Regions from separate parts of the Homo sapiens genome. Here region 1 is linked to region 2. Evidence: read pairs that join two places in POLR2A ChIA-PET (ENCODE). Cell type or tissue: GM12878. All regions are shown on one strand. Each heading gives the region's core, and the rest is flanking DNA. Links, peaks and the distances in the headings are about the cores only.

The links. ChIA-PET counts read pairs that join two places held together with the same protein. Peaks named below come from ENCODE experiments on the same cell type or tissue, not always from the same donor. Only the 100,000 strongest peaks of a DNase experiment are listed, where the experiment ranks them.
Region 1: POLR2A ChIA-PET joins it to region 2 with 10 read pairs; 8 of 35 experiments call an interaction of 5 or more read pairs at or near these places.

Annotation. Positions count from the first base shown.
Region 1 is chr6:69,810,506-69,818,848 of GRCh38, reverse strand. No RefSeq gene overlaps it. Among named protein-coding and RNA genes, the nearest start is that of LMBRD1, 18 kb to the right of the region's middle. RefSeq lists enhancers at 2,344-2,413, 2,524-2,843. In GM12878, for the core only: no CTCF peak of the experiment used is centred there; no DNase peak of the experiment used is centred there; H3K4me3 peaks cover 885 bases; H3K27ac peaks cover 4,137 bases.
Region 2 is chr6:69,862,576-69,870,918 of GRCh38, reverse strand. It overlaps COL19A1 (collagen type XIX alpha 1 chain), which reads right to left and starts at 4,363. Exons shown (of 51, transcript NM_001858.6): 1 at 4,279-4,363. RefSeq lists silencers at 3,326-3,395, 3,406-3,455, 3,676-3,725. In GM12878, for the core only: CTCF peaks have their summits at 2,474 (motif pointing right) and 3,387 (motif pointing left); a DNase peak (open chromatin) is centred at 4,398; H3K4me3 peaks cover 5,377 bases; H3K27ac peaks cover 4,340 bases.

The DNA.
Region 1 (8,343 bases), core at 273-8,272, 52 kb after region 2:
TACCTCCTTCTTTTGGATTCAGAGCTTGCATTTCTCCCTTTCTCATTTTTGATTACTCACAACCTCTGCCTTCTTAGTTCGATTGCCAGATATTTGCTATTACCTTCTTTCTGTACACCTTTCTCCTTCTCTGTTTACTAACTGGCCAACTACTTCTCTCCCTCTTTTTTCAAAATTCAGAACTTCATGAATTTGCATTCAGTTTATACTCATTGTCATTTTGGGCAAAACTCTTGGGCCTGACCCCCTTGTTTCCTACTTTGCAGTCTACAGACTGGCTGTTCTCCTCTTCCCCAATTTTATCATCTGGCCAAGAAACCAGAATCATACCAGGTATAACATGGCCACTAATGTGTTCCACTAGTCCCTGCAACAAAGGGTTATGAGCAGGGTTCAAAGGGCCTGCGGACATGAGAGGCAGTTGGCAACTATGTCTGCCCAAACAAAGATGAATGTCAATATTTATAATGACTTATAACAACATTCAAACTACCAATCACAAAATTTTGTTGGCAATATAACACCTATGTGTACAGAGGTTGTCAAGATAAGTTATAATGTGATGCCCAGACACTTTTAGGCTTCTATCTTGTAGATTACAAACCCTCAGCTTTCTGAAGCACAGGTGAGTGGTTTCATGTGAGTGGCTTTGTGTGAGTCCTAGTGTTATAATTTTTGGTTATTCAGGTATTTTCTTCTAGAGTCTGATTTTATATGTACATAACACATTAAAAATATGTAAATAATTATTTTGGGAGCCTATAAAATATTTTAGCATAACTATTACAATAGACTAAATCAATAGTAATAATTTTAGTGCTAAAATTTCAAGAAGCATTTTATAATTATCTTATTTAGTAAAGCAAAACAACAATAGTTGAGAATTCTCTAAGTCAATTTTTTATTCTGCATTTTTATTTTCACAAAAATTTTACAAAATTAATACGAGCCTATATTAAATCATCTGGTTCATTTGAAGTACCTGATAACTGAGTACTATCTTGCAGTTTATATTTTCTGTCTCTTTTGCATGGAGTAAGTGTAAGGTAACAAACTGAATGTGTGAAAGTAGTTCCTTGGTTGGAACAAAAAAATGTCATGGTAGAATTGATGGATCCTGTGACATATGATAATACAGGCTTACTAACCTCACAAGAATCTCTTTAGTTAGCCAATGTTATACAGTATTCACATTGTGAACAAATGGTTTTAAGAATACTGTCATGTACATCCCATTTTGTAATTAATATTTCATTAGCAGAAAATATGCAATGACAAATAGTTCTATTTCCAGTTCCAGCAATAATTAGATTACATACCCATTTAATACATATTTCAATAGTGCCAGTACTCATATTATCTCCAAGTAAAAACAAACATTTATACAATTATCAAATGACTCCACTATAAAACTGGCACTCCAGGATTGCTCACTGGCAGAGATTTAGTTAAGCATAAGGCCTGATTATACTTAATTTGCAAACAAAGACTTGAAGTTATTAATACCATTTTGTACCATATACTTATGGGAATAGACATTTTCTACATTTGCATTATTGAAATCAAAATGTCAAAAGAGATTAATTATAAAACCAGACATGAGTCTGCATCTTTCTACTATTAAACTCAGGACTGAATGATTTTTTTTCAGCCAAATGCCACTATGCATCACATTAAAATAATGTTATTAACATGATTTTATCTTCTTTTTAAGTTTCACTTGAATTTTTATTTGTTGTAAAGTTGTATAAGGCCTATAAAATTAAGGCATTCATCCATTGTTTTACATTTTTACTTATTTAAATAGCATCATGAAAATAAGTTGTCATTAGATTGCCCCAAAATGTTTTCCCATTTAAAAAGGACTAATTTATGTATTGCTCAAGTTAGAGAAACAATGGCTAATTGTGGAAGAGATGGAGGATTTTATTTATGTTTAATTCCAAAACACAGAGCTACTTCTCAAAAAGAAGGCAGTTAGGAAAAGAAGACCCAGATACTTAGCAAGATATTCGTGAGTGAGAAAGGTGTACTTGAAAAGGCAACAGAAAGACGGAAGCAGTGATGGGGGCACTGTTAAGCAGGAAGTGGTGCTTAGTGTGAAAAGCCAGCCTGTCTGTCTGTCAGGAAAGTTTTCTGGGAAGGAACCAGAGAGAGGGCAGTGAGAATTTTTTTCTCATCTGCAAGGCGGATCCAGGAGACAAGCTTTTAACTTTGTGGGGGCTCCTCCTCAAGAAAAAGAATGGAAAATTATGAATACAAAGTTAGACTCAAAAGTAAACTTTAATTTAGAATGAGAAAAACAGATTAGAAAATTTTAACAGATGCCGAATACCACAGACATCACAAAATCTAGAAAATAGCCTTCATTTTGGCTCCACACTTTCAAAAATAGACCTCTGGTCTTGCCTTTGTGTCATAGTGCACATCAAATTGGAATCATGGGCAATAAGAATATTCCTGAAAGCCATTGCTACACCTGGATGCCTAGCAATAATTTAACTAAACATGAGAGTAACTCCATGTAAATACATCCCACTCAACCTAAACTAAATGCATCCCTAACCCTACTTAACCTGAGCTGGAGCCTCAGAATGCCTGCAGCCACTCCAGTGATACTCATATGAGGCAAAATGTGAAAGTGAAAATGGAAAGAGACAGTGGTCTCAACAGACTGAAGCAAAAATACATTACTTACAAAAATTTACAAAAAAACCATAGGTCCATGGGAACACATTGCTAGGCCTTTTTTTCCACAGGACCATGGAAAACACCTGTGCAAGTGGATCATTGGCGCTGAAGCTCCATTAACATGATGGTAAATCTGCCCCTGCAGACATGTGAGAGAATATGAGAGTGAGGTCTAAAGAGAACTTAAAAGAAGTATAATTACTCTAATTACCCTTTGGTAATTTCTCATGGGCGTGAATCAAATCTCCCTTGCTTCTAATTATATTTTTATGCCCAACTGGTGTTTCTTTGAGTGTGAGTCCATGAGACTGGATTACAGGTAGCTCCAGAAACGTATAAGTTACAAGGTAATTAGGTAATAGTAAACAGATGATTGATTTGGGTACATGGTAATGGTAAAGACTGAATGGTTTTCAAGAAACTTGTGAAAACTTGTATTTGCACATCAGGAAAAAAAAAAAAATCTGGCCTGAAGAAAGATGAGTTGTAATCATCAGAAATGATGGGACAACTCTCTATCTTTCACGAAGCTCCATCTTCCCTTGAAAATTAAGCTTATTCTAGTACTGGTCAGATGTTAATTGACATACAGACTTAGCAAAGAAAAAGCTGTATGTGTGTGTGTGTGTGTGTGTGTGTGTGTGTGTGTGTGTGTGAGTTTGCTTAAAAGATATAAAAAGGAAATTTCTTGAGAGTTTTCCGTTGACAGATCAAAGTGAGTGACTGAAGCATAAGTCTCAGATCATTGATGTTTATTGAGCCAGCCTGAGGGTTCACCTGGTTAAAATGCAAGTCACAGATGCATTCTGTGATTGTGTTTTCCAAAGAGGTTCTCAGGAAGTTTAGTATTTACATATTTTCCTTTAAGAAAAGGGGCGGGCAGGTAGCAGTGAAATTAATGATTACATACTTGTAAGGTTTTTAGTTAGTGCCTAATAAATCTACATTTTACATAAGATAAGGTGAACATGTGAAGAAAAAGGGAATAGAGGAAGCAGACATCTCAGGCAAGGGTAAAAGAACAATTGATTTCATCTTGTCTTTGTTCTGTACCAGGAAAGATAAGCTAGTGATCAACATTATCAGTGTGGAGTCTTTTGAAAGGGCTAGTTTCTGTTTAGCCCTCAGAGTAGAAAGCCTAATGGTGGTTAGCAAGGGAGGGGGTTATAATGAGGCATGTCTGAACATCCATCCTGTCATGACTGTAAATTCAGCTTCCAAGATTTCTCTCGATTCCCCTTGGCCAAGAGAGATGTCCGTTCAGTCAGTTGGGGGCTTAGAATTTTTTATTTTTATTTCTCACTATCAAATTTAACTACCCAATCTGCATTCCATTTCAATATGAGAAAAGGCTTCTGTGAAATGACAATCCATCTAGAAAGTATGCATGTGGACATATGTTTATGTATTGAAAAAGTAATTTTAAAAGTCAAAATTTGATATCTTATTGGTGCTAGATTTTTTTTTCTAAGTTCTCATTTGTAGATATAGCATTGGCTTTTTATTTGGTACAATTCTTAAGCTGTATCAGCAAAAGGTTATCTATATGTGATGCTAAAAAATGAAATAGATACAGAGCCAACATTACTGAAGTCATTTGGTCTATCAATATTTGATTAAGTACATAACAGAGTAAAATAAAACAACCCAAAATTTAAATGAATAAACCTTCATTTCAAAATTAAATGGAAATACTAAAGGCCTATACAAATTTTGACATTGTTCCTTCTTGTTATTCAGGGCTAAACCTAGCCAGCAGTATTTTTTATAACATCAATTTATTCATATTTTTAAAATTAGAAACATCCTTTTAATAGGAAAGCTGTATTTTAATATAAAGCTGAAACATTATATACTTAGTTATTCTGCAAATAATTAGAATCTTTTTTGAACTATAGCTATCACTGGCTGTCTTCATTTTGCACAATACAAAATGAACAATAGACTTTAATTAAAACAAGGATATTCGGCCTTTTCTTATTTAGAAATATCAGTTTCTCATTAACTACTCAAAAATTGAAATAGCATTGTTTTTCCACTATTGCTAGAACATGAAGTATCTGTGAAAAACGCCCTCTTTGTCTTCACCAGCAGTCCTGTTTTCCTTGGTATTATTCTATTTAAACAAGTCTTTCCCCTTCTGCTGAGTGTCTTCCATTTGCTCCTCCAGATACACGTTCCATCCTTCTCCACTCTGCTCTGTGCCCCAGGAGGCTGATCATTATGTTTGCAATAAATAGGCTCCCTTGCCTTCTGTTTTCCTGTTAAGTACATTCAAAAAGAGTAACAGAGTATTTATCCCCTGGCTCCCTTCTTGAGGGACTGTAGGTGACAATGGCTACTAGAAAGCTCTTTCCTAAGTGTATAGGTCTTTTCAGATTCCAGTAACCTCCTTCTGAGACAGGGAGTGACCTTTCAGTGGTGGTAATGATTTCCTGTTTTGACAACTCTAGGGTTAGCTTCCCTTTTTCCTGCTCACATCTTTGTAAATAGTCCAATCATTGAACTCTTCTTCTGAATCACTTTTAGATGATTAAAAGTACACTTTTAGATGTACTACCCTCTGTTTCTTGCCAGAATCCTGACTGATTGACTCCTCCTTTTTTTCTGACTACCTCATGTCTTCGGAGTTCAAGTTGTTAAAAAAAAATGATCTGATAATCAAACTTAAATTCATGTGTTCAGTGAGACAAAGCAAGAACCTTTCTTAGGGGGCTGCTGCCTGCTCCCCTTGCCAAACATGGAAATAAAGAAAAATATTGAATTCCTTTAAGGGAACTTCCAGACACCTGGTTAGCCCTAAGAAGTAAATGAGCAACTTGATAAGCAAGAAGGCAAGAGTAGCTTAAAACTATAGCCAAGGGAATTAGAGTTCTGAGATGTTTGGTTTCCTTGTAACTGCTCAACGGATTCACCTTGCCCACTGCTTAGACAGAGACGATTTATGAAGAGAGGGGAACTGCAAGGCAGAACGACTAAGTCACACAGAGCCATCTGTGCAGGAGACTGGAGTTTTATTATTACTCAAATCAAATATCCTTGAGCATTTGAGGATCAGAGTTTTTAAAGATAATTTGGCAGGTAGGGGCTTGAGAAGTGGGGAGTGCTGATTGGTCAGGTTGGAGATGGAACCATAGGGGGTCGAAGTTGACTTTTTCTTGCTGTTTTCTGTTCATCTGGGTGAGATGGTAGAACTGGTTGAGCCAGATTACTGGTCTGGGTGGTGTCTGCTGATCCATCCAGTGCAGATTCTGCAAAATATCTCAAGCACTGATCTTAGGTTTGCAATAGTGATGTTATCCCCAGCAACTTGGAGCCAGAGGCTGCATGCCCCTAAACTGTAATTTCTAATCTTGTAGCTAATTTGTTAGTCCTGCAAAGGCAGACTGGTACCCAGGCAAGGAAGGGGTCTTTTCAGGAAAGGTCTATTATCAATTTTGTTTCAGAATCAAGCCATGAACTGAATTCCTTCTCAAAATTAGTTTGGCCTATCCTCAGGAATGAAGAAGGACAGCTTAAAGATTAGGAGCCAGATGGAATCAGTTAGGTGTGATTTCTGTCACTGTCATAATTTCCTCAGTTATAATTTTGCAAAGGCGGTTTCACCCTGTAGAAACTAAAGAGAACATCAGAATATATGTCCCTGAGTTGTTTCTTAGAAGCTGGTACCCCCACCAAATGGATTCCCTGGCATGTAGACCTCAAATAAGAGGTAATTGAGGACTGAACTCTTGCTTTAAATTTCTTCCTGAGGGGCATGGAGGAAGTCACGCCCACAGGCCAGACTTAATATTTCTTTCTTCTGATCCCAAATTTTTAAACAAAGCTTCTCTTCTTTAACCAATTGCAAGTCAGAAAATCTTTGAAATCCAGTTATGACCTGGAAGCACCCTGCCCCACCTGACTCTGCTTCCACCTTTGTAGGCCAAACCAATGTATCACCTCTATGTGTTGATTTATAGTTTTGCCTATAACTTCTGCTTTCCTGAAATTTACCTCTGCCTTTAAACACCCTTGCTTGCAAGCCATCTGGAAGTTTGGGTCTTACATTTCAGCTGCCCAATTATCCTTGCTTGGTACCCTACTAATAAAGGCCCTCCTTTCTCCTGCTGCAAAGCAACCTCGGTATGAATATTTGGCCTTACTGCACTGGGCAATGGGACCCCTGTTTGGTTTAGTAACATAAGAGTGGCCCACGCCTTTTCTACGTTTCTTAGAAATGAGTTCAAATCTGAGTCACTTCTGCAGAAATCACCATTGACCTTATCCTCTCTATTTAACTTTTTCATTATTCCACCCCTTTTTAGTCAAGCTTCCTGAAAGAATATTTTACATTCATGACCTCCGTTTTCCTAATTCTCCTTCATTCCTCTAAGCCAGTGCAACTTGTCTGCTTCCTATCCACTCCAGTGGAATTATTCTAGAAAATTCGTTAATGACCCCCCCACTCATGTTGCCATACTCGGTGGGCACTTGCTAGTCCTCTCACTATATTTGGTATTGACAGCTACTCATTAGTTTTAAAAAGTATCTTCTCTCTTTGTTTATATGATGTATTCTGATTATTAGTTCTAACCACTCTTTTCCTTTTATTCTCTCCTTAAAGTTTGCTGTTTTTTTAGGGTTGTCTATTTAGCTGACTATTATTCTCACTTCTACCAATTTTTCCTGGGAATTTTTTGCATTTTCATTGCTTCAGCTTTTACTTGAGTATAGATGACTCATACCTCTGTGGCAGGTCCCTTGGCTGAGTTTCCCGCCTATACATTCTATGAACTAGAGCTATCCGTGTTCCTCAGGCACCTCAAATCCAAGGTACCAAATAAAATCTACTACCTTGTTTCCTTCACTCTAAGGTGACATTGACTGTAAGATGCACCATCATTTTATAAATGATGAAGAACAAAATATACCAGTTATAGTGGTAAGATCCCATCAATTTAAAGGTGAGTCCTAACATCAGAGATGTTAAAATGTAAAGGAGAAAAGTGCATCTTAGAATCTATGAAATACAGTTTATTTCTGTCATTCCTCACCCTTAATCTTCTCTTCTTCGTATGTTCCCTGTCTTCATTAGTGGCATCATCATTCTCCACATCTCTCAATTTACAATTCTGAAAAGCATCTCTAATGTTAACTCGGCTTGGCTATAATAATCAACTATTCAAATGCTATGTGTTGCCGTGAAGGTATTTTGTAGACATGATAAATATCTACAATCAGTTGACTAAGTACAGTTGACCCCTGAATAAGTTAGGGGTTAGGGATGCTGAATCCCCATGCACTTGAAAATCTGCCTATAACTTTTGACTCTCCAAAAACTTAACTAGTAATAGCCTTCTATTGACTGGAATCCTTACCAATAACATAAATAGTTGATTAACATATATTTTGCATGTTGTATTTATTATATATTGCATTCTTCCAATAATGAAAACTAGAGAAAAGAAAATATTATTAAGAAAATTATGGTTGGGCATGGTGGCTCATGCCTGTAATCCCAGCACTTTGGGAGGCCGAGGTGGGCGGATAACCTGAGGTCAGGAGTTCGGGACCAGGCTGGCCAACATGGAGAAACCCCGTCTCTATTAAAAATACAAAAATTAGCCAGGCGTAGTGGAAGGTGCCTGTAATCCCAGCTACTCAGAAGGC
Region 2 (8,343 bases), core at 32-8,031:
CATATCAAATCTCTGTCAAAGTCTATCAAATCTATTTGTAAACGTCTTTTGAATCCATACCAACTTTCTCATCCTCGCTGAAACTGCCTTAGTTCACGTTTTTACCATTCCTAATCTGGAAAATTGCAATAGACTCCTAACTGGATTCCTTTTCTCCATCTTGTTCCCTTTATTTCCACCTCCCTACTTCTCAAGAATTCTATTTCTAAAACAAAGACCTAGTCACTTAACTGCCCTGCTCAAAGTTTTCTGGTGGCTCTTCATTGCCCACTCCAAAGTGAGGCACTCAAGGCTCTTTTACAGTGGGGCCTCAACTCATCTGTCCAACCACCTGTCCTGCTACCTCCTTCCAAACACTCTCCGCCATCAAATTATTAACAATTCACAGGTTTCTGCATGTGCTTTTTTGGCTACTGGAAAGTCCTTCCAATCCTCTCCGATCTGGAAAACACTTAGTCTGCCTTCAACGTGTAGCTCAAATGCCATGTCCTCTGTGAAGTCTGTGAGAATCATACCAGGGAGAGTTCACTACTCACTGTCCTGTGATTCAACAGAGCTCAATACCCACTTATGCTTCTGCACACTTTATACTGCACTGCTATAACTCCTTTGCATTCTTTCTCTTCCCTATATTGAACATCTTGGAGAAAACAGATTGTATTTTATTTATCTGTGTCTTCTTTAAACTTGACATTTAGTAGGTATTCATGGGATCAATCTGTAGAATGATACAGTCTAAGGCAATACACTTGGACTAAAAATAAACAAATCAAAGGTTGGGAACCATTAAGTAATATAGACAGGTATGGGCTTAACATCTGTAGAATGATGGGCATAAAGAAAAGAATGATGGAGAAATAGAGTAAAAATTACTAAAAGAAAGCTCAGTGAACATAATTTCAGTTACTTAGTGGGACAAAAAAATAGTACTATTGAAGTTGCTCTCTGCCTCCACAGAAAGCATACTCCCTAGTTCCTAATGTTTGTACTACTTTGAAATATGTCCAACTCTATTACATTTCCTCAGTTTTGTTATTACTTCTGTTACTTCCAAACTAGTGTCTACATTCCAGAGGGTCTCAAACCTGGGATTCCCTTTGAGCACACTTAACCTATTCTCTCCATTCTCATCAACTTGTCTGTTTTACCGACTCACTTCTCTGAACTATGATTTGTTTCCATCAACTTTTCCGGTACCATTCTCAATTTCAACCATCACAACTGACCTACATTTTTTTCTGATTACAATTCTCTTGCTCTGTTGTGTTCCACAGATATATCTATATCAATGATCCAATATCATCTTAAATTAATATATAATATATGGCCGTATTTTCAAATTCATCCTTTTTCCCATTTTTTTTCAATTTGAAGGGCTCTACTGGTTTTCTGATCTAATAATCTTAAAATTTCACAATTACTTTTGATTTCTCTTAAAAAGAGGAGGTCAGAAATCCTTTGTGCTTCATAACGTATGCATAGATAAGAGAGGCCTAATAGTCCACTCTGCATACATCATATTTCTATCGAATTTAATATGCAACTTGCTCACCTGATTATTTTATTATTGGCTTACAAAATAACACCCTAAAAAGCCTATTGCTTCTTAGCCAGTCCTTTCCAATCTCTCCTTGGCAGGTGCTATCTGCTCTACTCATCTCAGATTTCACCCCGCTTGGATTTTCTGTCTTACCAGGCACATGACTGTTTGCTCCTACCTCTAAGCCTTCACACATGCAATTTCTTCTGGCTGGAATGCCCTCCCTGCTGGATCTCTTCTGCTAAGCTAGTTATTCTCTGCCTGTTTAAGATGTACATCCTCAATGTGGCCTGCCTCAGATGACTCAATTCTGGTCCTATTCATTCTGGGTTTTTTTTTTTTCCAGCATCTTTTCAGGGTTATATATTAGCATATCTATAGCCCTACTTCCTTGCATTTCAGTTTATTTTTCATACTTCAATTGAATTTTCATTTGTGATGCCTCTTAGTCACACTACCATGGTTTCTAACTTCATATCTTCTTCCGCCTCTAGAACCATTGACTCTGTGTACCCACATTGGCATTTCTGCCTGCTGGAGAAAATAAACTAAAATTGCAGCAGGAGAGATTAAACTGGAGGACCAGAAAGTAGATGGAAATTTTCCATTTTTGGAAAATACCAACAGTTCCCATCTGTTTTGGATGGTTTTCTAGGATGAGAATGATTCAGATATAGAGATGATGTCCCAATTGTGGTAATAATCACATTTGGGTTTCTTTCACCTTTTTGCTCTTTCTTAGTCCTGTCCATTTCAGTTTCAGGTTCACTTTCCTGCTCTTTTGCCATACTGTCTCCCTCCTTTCCCAGGAAACCCCATTTAGGTCCCTTAGCACTTAGAGAGCTCAGGTAGGACAAAACCTAACGGAAGCACCTGACAGTTACTTTCTCCACTTTCTATCCCCTAGAGAGAGCATAAATTTTCTGCCTCTGGGGGTCACCCTCCTCTTTTTCATCCTGAAGAGATATTCCTACACAAAAACCCTGTCAGCCCTCCTCAGGAAGGGGCATTTATGCATGTTTTTCACCACTGGAATACCTAAATATCTCAGCTTTGCAGGCCCATATCAAAGATCTCTCTACTTAGAGAGGGTCCTGCAAGTTTCCCACCACTCAAAAACAAGGAGATGCCAAGACCCCACATACGAGCAGGGGCTCTTTTCTTTCTTTTTTTTTTTTCCCTTTAGTCTCCTAAAGAATTATAGCAGTGTTTGATTCGGGCAGAGGGGGAGGCATTGGTGTTCTCTCCTTTTTGGGGAGGGGTGGTGGTTGAAAATAGATACTGGTGTGCGTTTGTTTCATCTCCTCCATTAACAGGCAGATGTAAATTCCCCTACAGCAGAGTGATTATCCTCACATCTTAATCCTCCTCAGACTTATCCAAGCAGAAGATGGGACTGAGTCGTCTTGGAATTGGGGATTGAGGGAGGTGGCGCAATTTATTTCCCTTACTCTTCCATCTCCCAATCTCAAGCTGTGGCCGATGATCACTCTCTTGCCTCTATTCACGGATTGTTCTATTAAAACTACTTATTATCAGCATTCTGGGCCCTCCTCTTTTTGCTCTCCAGCCCACTGTCCCCTGAGGCTGACAAGGCACGCTGGTCCCCTCTGCCTCTTCACCTTCTCATCAAATGAAGCTCCTCGGGGGCTCCTGTGGCACCCGCCTGTCCCCCAGCTCCTCTGCCCACCCTCTTGCCGGCTTCCCGCTCCCTCCGTAACCTCTAAGGGGGTTCGCTTACGCGCCCGCCTGCTCTCGGGGAGCTAGCGTGCCCGACGGCGTGCTTGGTTCCGGGCCAACAAACTTCCTCGCGACCCTGCAGCGCCCTAGCTGGGCCGCCCGGCGCCGCCTCCTGGTTCTCGGCCGCTGTGGCTGCGGCGCCGGCGCGCTCTCGGCGGTGGCCTCGGGACTCTGACAGCGGAGGCGGCAGAGGCTGGGGCCGCGTCTTCCTCGCGCCGCGACTGGGACGTTCCGGCGGCGGCGGCGGTGGCTGCAGGGAGGACTGCGGGGACGGCGGCGGCGCTGTGGCCGACCGCGCTGCGCATGCTGCAGGGTAATTAAGGAACAGGGCCGGACGCTCCGGAACGTGGTGGGGCTGGAGTCCGGGAATCCCCGCCCGCGCCCGCGCCGCCCCCCAGAAGCCGCACTTGGGAAAAACACCCACATGTGGAGTAGGTAACCCCGGGCCGGAGGGCACCGCACCGGAACCCCGCGTCTCTTAGCTTACGCCGCTTAACTGGCTGCCTCGCTTCCAGGGCTAACACCGTCAAAAAAAAAAAAAAAAAGCGCTCTAACGGCATGAATTGATAGTGAGTTTGTTTTACTCCTTTAACCCCCCATTTTTTTTGTAATGTATTTGATGTCTGTCCCTACCCGCATCAGCAGTGCTCCATAGTTCCGCTTCACAGACACACATAGCCAGAAAAACCACCTAGAACTTAGGTGTAACGCATGAAGCCTGCATCATGTGAACATAGGAACACGAACTACATGGTATGTACCACATGAGAGTGGCCGTCTCCTGCCAAACGTTTTTGGTCCCATCCTTAAGGCCCCTATGGAAACGTATGCAGGTGTGCATTATTTATCCACCTAAACATATTTCCATGTGTAGCACAGTTTTTACATTTTCTTGAAAAGCAGATGCACACAGATAACTAGGAACACGAGCAGATGACATAGCCCGGGCATGTGTGAGAGGGCAAGTGCAGAGCCGGTCGCAAAGCCGCGCAGCTTACCTTGAATTCGTATTTGAGCCCCTCAGAGGCGCAGTGGAGTCCGGACAGGGCTGCGGCACCGCCGAGGAGTGAGCTCCCTGCGAGTGGGGAAGGGGGACGCATCTCTGCCCTTATTAGTCTCTCCCAGTGTGACCCTCCCACTCCGCGAGGACAGAGGACTCTGCAAGAAGGTACTCAGCCAACTCAGGCACAGGTTTTCTTTAATGACAGCGATGTCGCCTTAGAGCTGGGAGTAATGCCTTTCAGGTTTATGTTTTACTAGCAGTTTCACAGATAAAATGACGGTTGGATGCAAATGCCTAGAGTTTCTCACTTCTGATCATGAAGTGTCTTCAAAGTATTATTGTATGTGGCAAACGTTCACGAGTAGGTAATTGGCTTTTTAACGGTTGAGCTAAGAAAATATATCATTTATGTTTCATTTTTTCACTTTTATGTCAAGAGTTTATATAAAGTTGATTAAGGCAGTCTGCCCACCTTCTAATCACGCTCATATGTAAACGTTTGTGTGGCTTGGTTTTTCTCAGTGTCCACAGAAGTATTTTGTGATTTTAAATACATCTTTCCATGGGTTGGTGCTTCCAATCTTGGCTTTTGAACTCTTTTGGGATCCCTTTGAATATGTGAAAGTGTCATTTTCCTGCAGATTTCTGTGTAGGTGCATGTATGTGTGTGTAGAGAGAGTATATATATATTTGTAGGCATATATAGTAGGTTTATATACATATATAGGAGGTATATATGGATACTTGTAGGCATATATATTTGTAGGTATATATACATATATAGTAAATTTATATGTATACATATAGTGTATGCATATGTATGTGTATATATGAAAAACAGAATGATTTATAGAATTCAGAAGAGTAAACCAGGCATTAGAAAACAGATAAACTGGTTTTACATTTTTATTTCAGTATTGCCACAGTGGGAGAAATAGGATAAATTATATTATTGATCCACAATGGTGAAAATCATCAAGCTTAAAAGTTACCTTAGAACCATAGAAATACACTTCACATATCAGAGCTCACAGATCAAGGAATAAATAAAATCAGGCAGGCAAAAAATAAAGATGTTAAGAAAAATGTTAAAAGATAGCTCCTTTCCACTTCATTGGAGTGAAACCATTAAAGTATCACTTGTGATTTTTAAACTTCTCTCTCAACCTAATCAAGATACCTGCAGTTTTAGAGTTCGGCATTCATGGTGATGCAAACCATGTTTCTATGTCAGGATTTAAAACCACTTGATACATTTCCTTCTCATATGATTTTCATCACTAATTTTTGGCTGACTGTGGAAAGAGGCCAAGGAGGGAGGATATTGCATGAGTCACGCTACTCAAATGGCCATTTGAAAAACATGATTCACAAACCTTCATTAGACTTTTGGTGATCAGTCTCTATTTTTTTGAAGTATTATCCCATTTGATTTTTTTCTTTCTCTAAGCAATTTTACTTTATATACCTTGCCATCACTAATGAATTGAACTAAGAGCATCCAGGCTTTATTTCTTTGTCAGACTATTAAATTCACCTTATTTACACTTAATTGAAACTATTTAAAGTAATGCTTTAAAACTACCTAAAAGGAAGTCCACAATTTTGTCTCTAATTTTTGTTTTAATACAAGTAAATCAAGTTTATCTTAGAATTATTTTCTTAAACATTTTAATAATTTCATAATTGTTAAGATATTTGAGAGAGCTAAACACTTATATTTTTGTTTATATTTCAAAATGGCCCTTTTCTTATTTCTAATATTGACCCAAGCAAGATTTTGGAAGAAAGTGAAAAATGAATAAATAAAACTTCAAATTATTATTATCTGTTGCTTATTCTGTTTCTAGATACACCAACATCCCCAGGGCAACAAATATTTCTCTATTTTTCTTTCAGGAAAGGGTTTGAATCTAGGCTGGTTTCATGATTACAAACTATTGTATACCTAGGGTTTGCTTCTTTAGCCAGTTCTTTTTATTGAATTTTAAAGTGACTTCAATTAGGAAGAACCTTTAGCCAAACACCTTTTATTTATCTAAGCCAAATACAATTATAAATGATCCGGTTTTCTTCTTGCTTCTGAAGCTACTGCTGGTAAACAAACATCTGAAAATATCAGGGGAATCTGACAGCACTCTAAGTTTTAATAAACAGCTTGCAGCACTTCTAACACCAAGTTCATCTGTGTGCACGTATGTACTTAAAAAATTTAACAGATTTAAAAAACGAACTTCTTTCAACATTTATGCCTAAAGGAAGATACAATTAAATGTTTTTATGTCATGTGAGGGATAAATTCCATTGAAAACATTTTAAAAAACTGTTCCATATTTGTAATGCCCCACTGATATAAATTTAACAATTTACAATGATCATTGTACCATTTTTTATAATTTGGATTTAATACATTTTTAAAATGTGTTTCTCCTAACCCTTAGTTGTCCATCTCGTCTACTTTATGTCTATTTCTTTTTTCCTTTTTTCTATACTTCTGTACTCCCAGTCATGTTGCTCTTGTTCCCTTTTGTAATGTCTTTCACTTTTCTCCCCTTTCATAGTTTCCATTTTTCAGGAAGAAAGAATTTCACCATTGCCCCCAGCTAACTTCTCAGTTACCAAACCATAAGAGTGTTCATTCTTTATTGAATTTATGGGGCACAGCTATACATGACTCCCTTACATATCCCATGGAAATACTTCAATGCGTCAATAGTGGATGAACAGACGTTACTGTTAACTGTAATTACCAAATCTGACTTGTCATCCCTAGCATGCACTTCCCATTATATTCCTTTTTAGGCCAGCACTATGTATGATATTCTTAAGGGTAAAAAGAAAGTAGTTATATCAATTCTAAATTCTGAGTAATTGCCAAAAGTAAATTAGGACATCTTTTTATTTTAAATGCTGTGTTTACCGTTGCTTCTGAAAATAATTCTCTTCATAGAGAAAATAATATTCCACTGGTTGTTTTTAGGTTTGCTTCCCTTCCTAGAAGACATTCTAGCTCATGACATTTACTCAGTTTAGAAATGAAAGGAAGAGGCGATCATAATGTGACTTTCACTTAGTTTATTAGACTCTTCCTAGGGATCAGTGACTCTGAAAGGAAATATGGTAAAAGACAAATGACTGGGGAAAATGTTGGTTAATATACATCCAGTTCTGAAAAATCATTTGAGAGACAGAGTGAAAGAGAGAGAAAGAAATACCCCAATAGAAAAATAGGCCAAAAAGCAAAGAGGCAGTTTACAAAGGAAATAGAAAAGGTCAATACATTTATGAAAAATATTCAATTTAATTAGTATTCAAAGAAATGCACATTTATAAAGGAACTATTTTCCCCTACCCATTCTGCCAAGATTAATATTGCTGATTAGACGTGGTGTTACTATAAGCGAAGAGCATTCTCAACAATTCCAGGAACATATAATAGTTCAGTGTTTCTAAAGGGCAAATTAGCCATGTTTATTAAAAGCGTTAAAAAAAATGCACATAGACTGCATCATAAACTACCCTAAAACAGTGACTGTGGTTACTTATAGTTTGAGATTTTGAGAATTATGATTTTTTCTTTTTGCTTATATGTAATGTGTAAAGTTTCTGCAGTGAACATGTGTTACTGTTGTAATAAAAATATAACAAACTTGAAAAAATGCGATGTTTTATCTCCAACAAATTAGTAAAGCAGTGGTATTAAGAGAGCCGAGAAATTGGCCTTTTAAATAAGATTTTCAATCATTTTCAACAAGAATCTTCCAGGTAAAAATTAGTATGTAATTTAAGCCATTTAAACTGAGTCTAGTGATTTCACTAGGAAGCAGATGTTAATTAAATTGTTTATTCATTCAACATATATTTTTGAATGCTTCTTAAACCGACCACTGCACAGTATACAAAGATACATTGAACGTGGGCCCCACTGTCTGGAGTTTAACATTCAGAAAAAAAAGGAAGAAGAAGACATGTATAAATACGTAATAATAATAGGATATGAACATGCAAAATGCAATAAACAAAGTAGTTATAAAGCTCTAACTGAGTTCTAAGGTGGAGG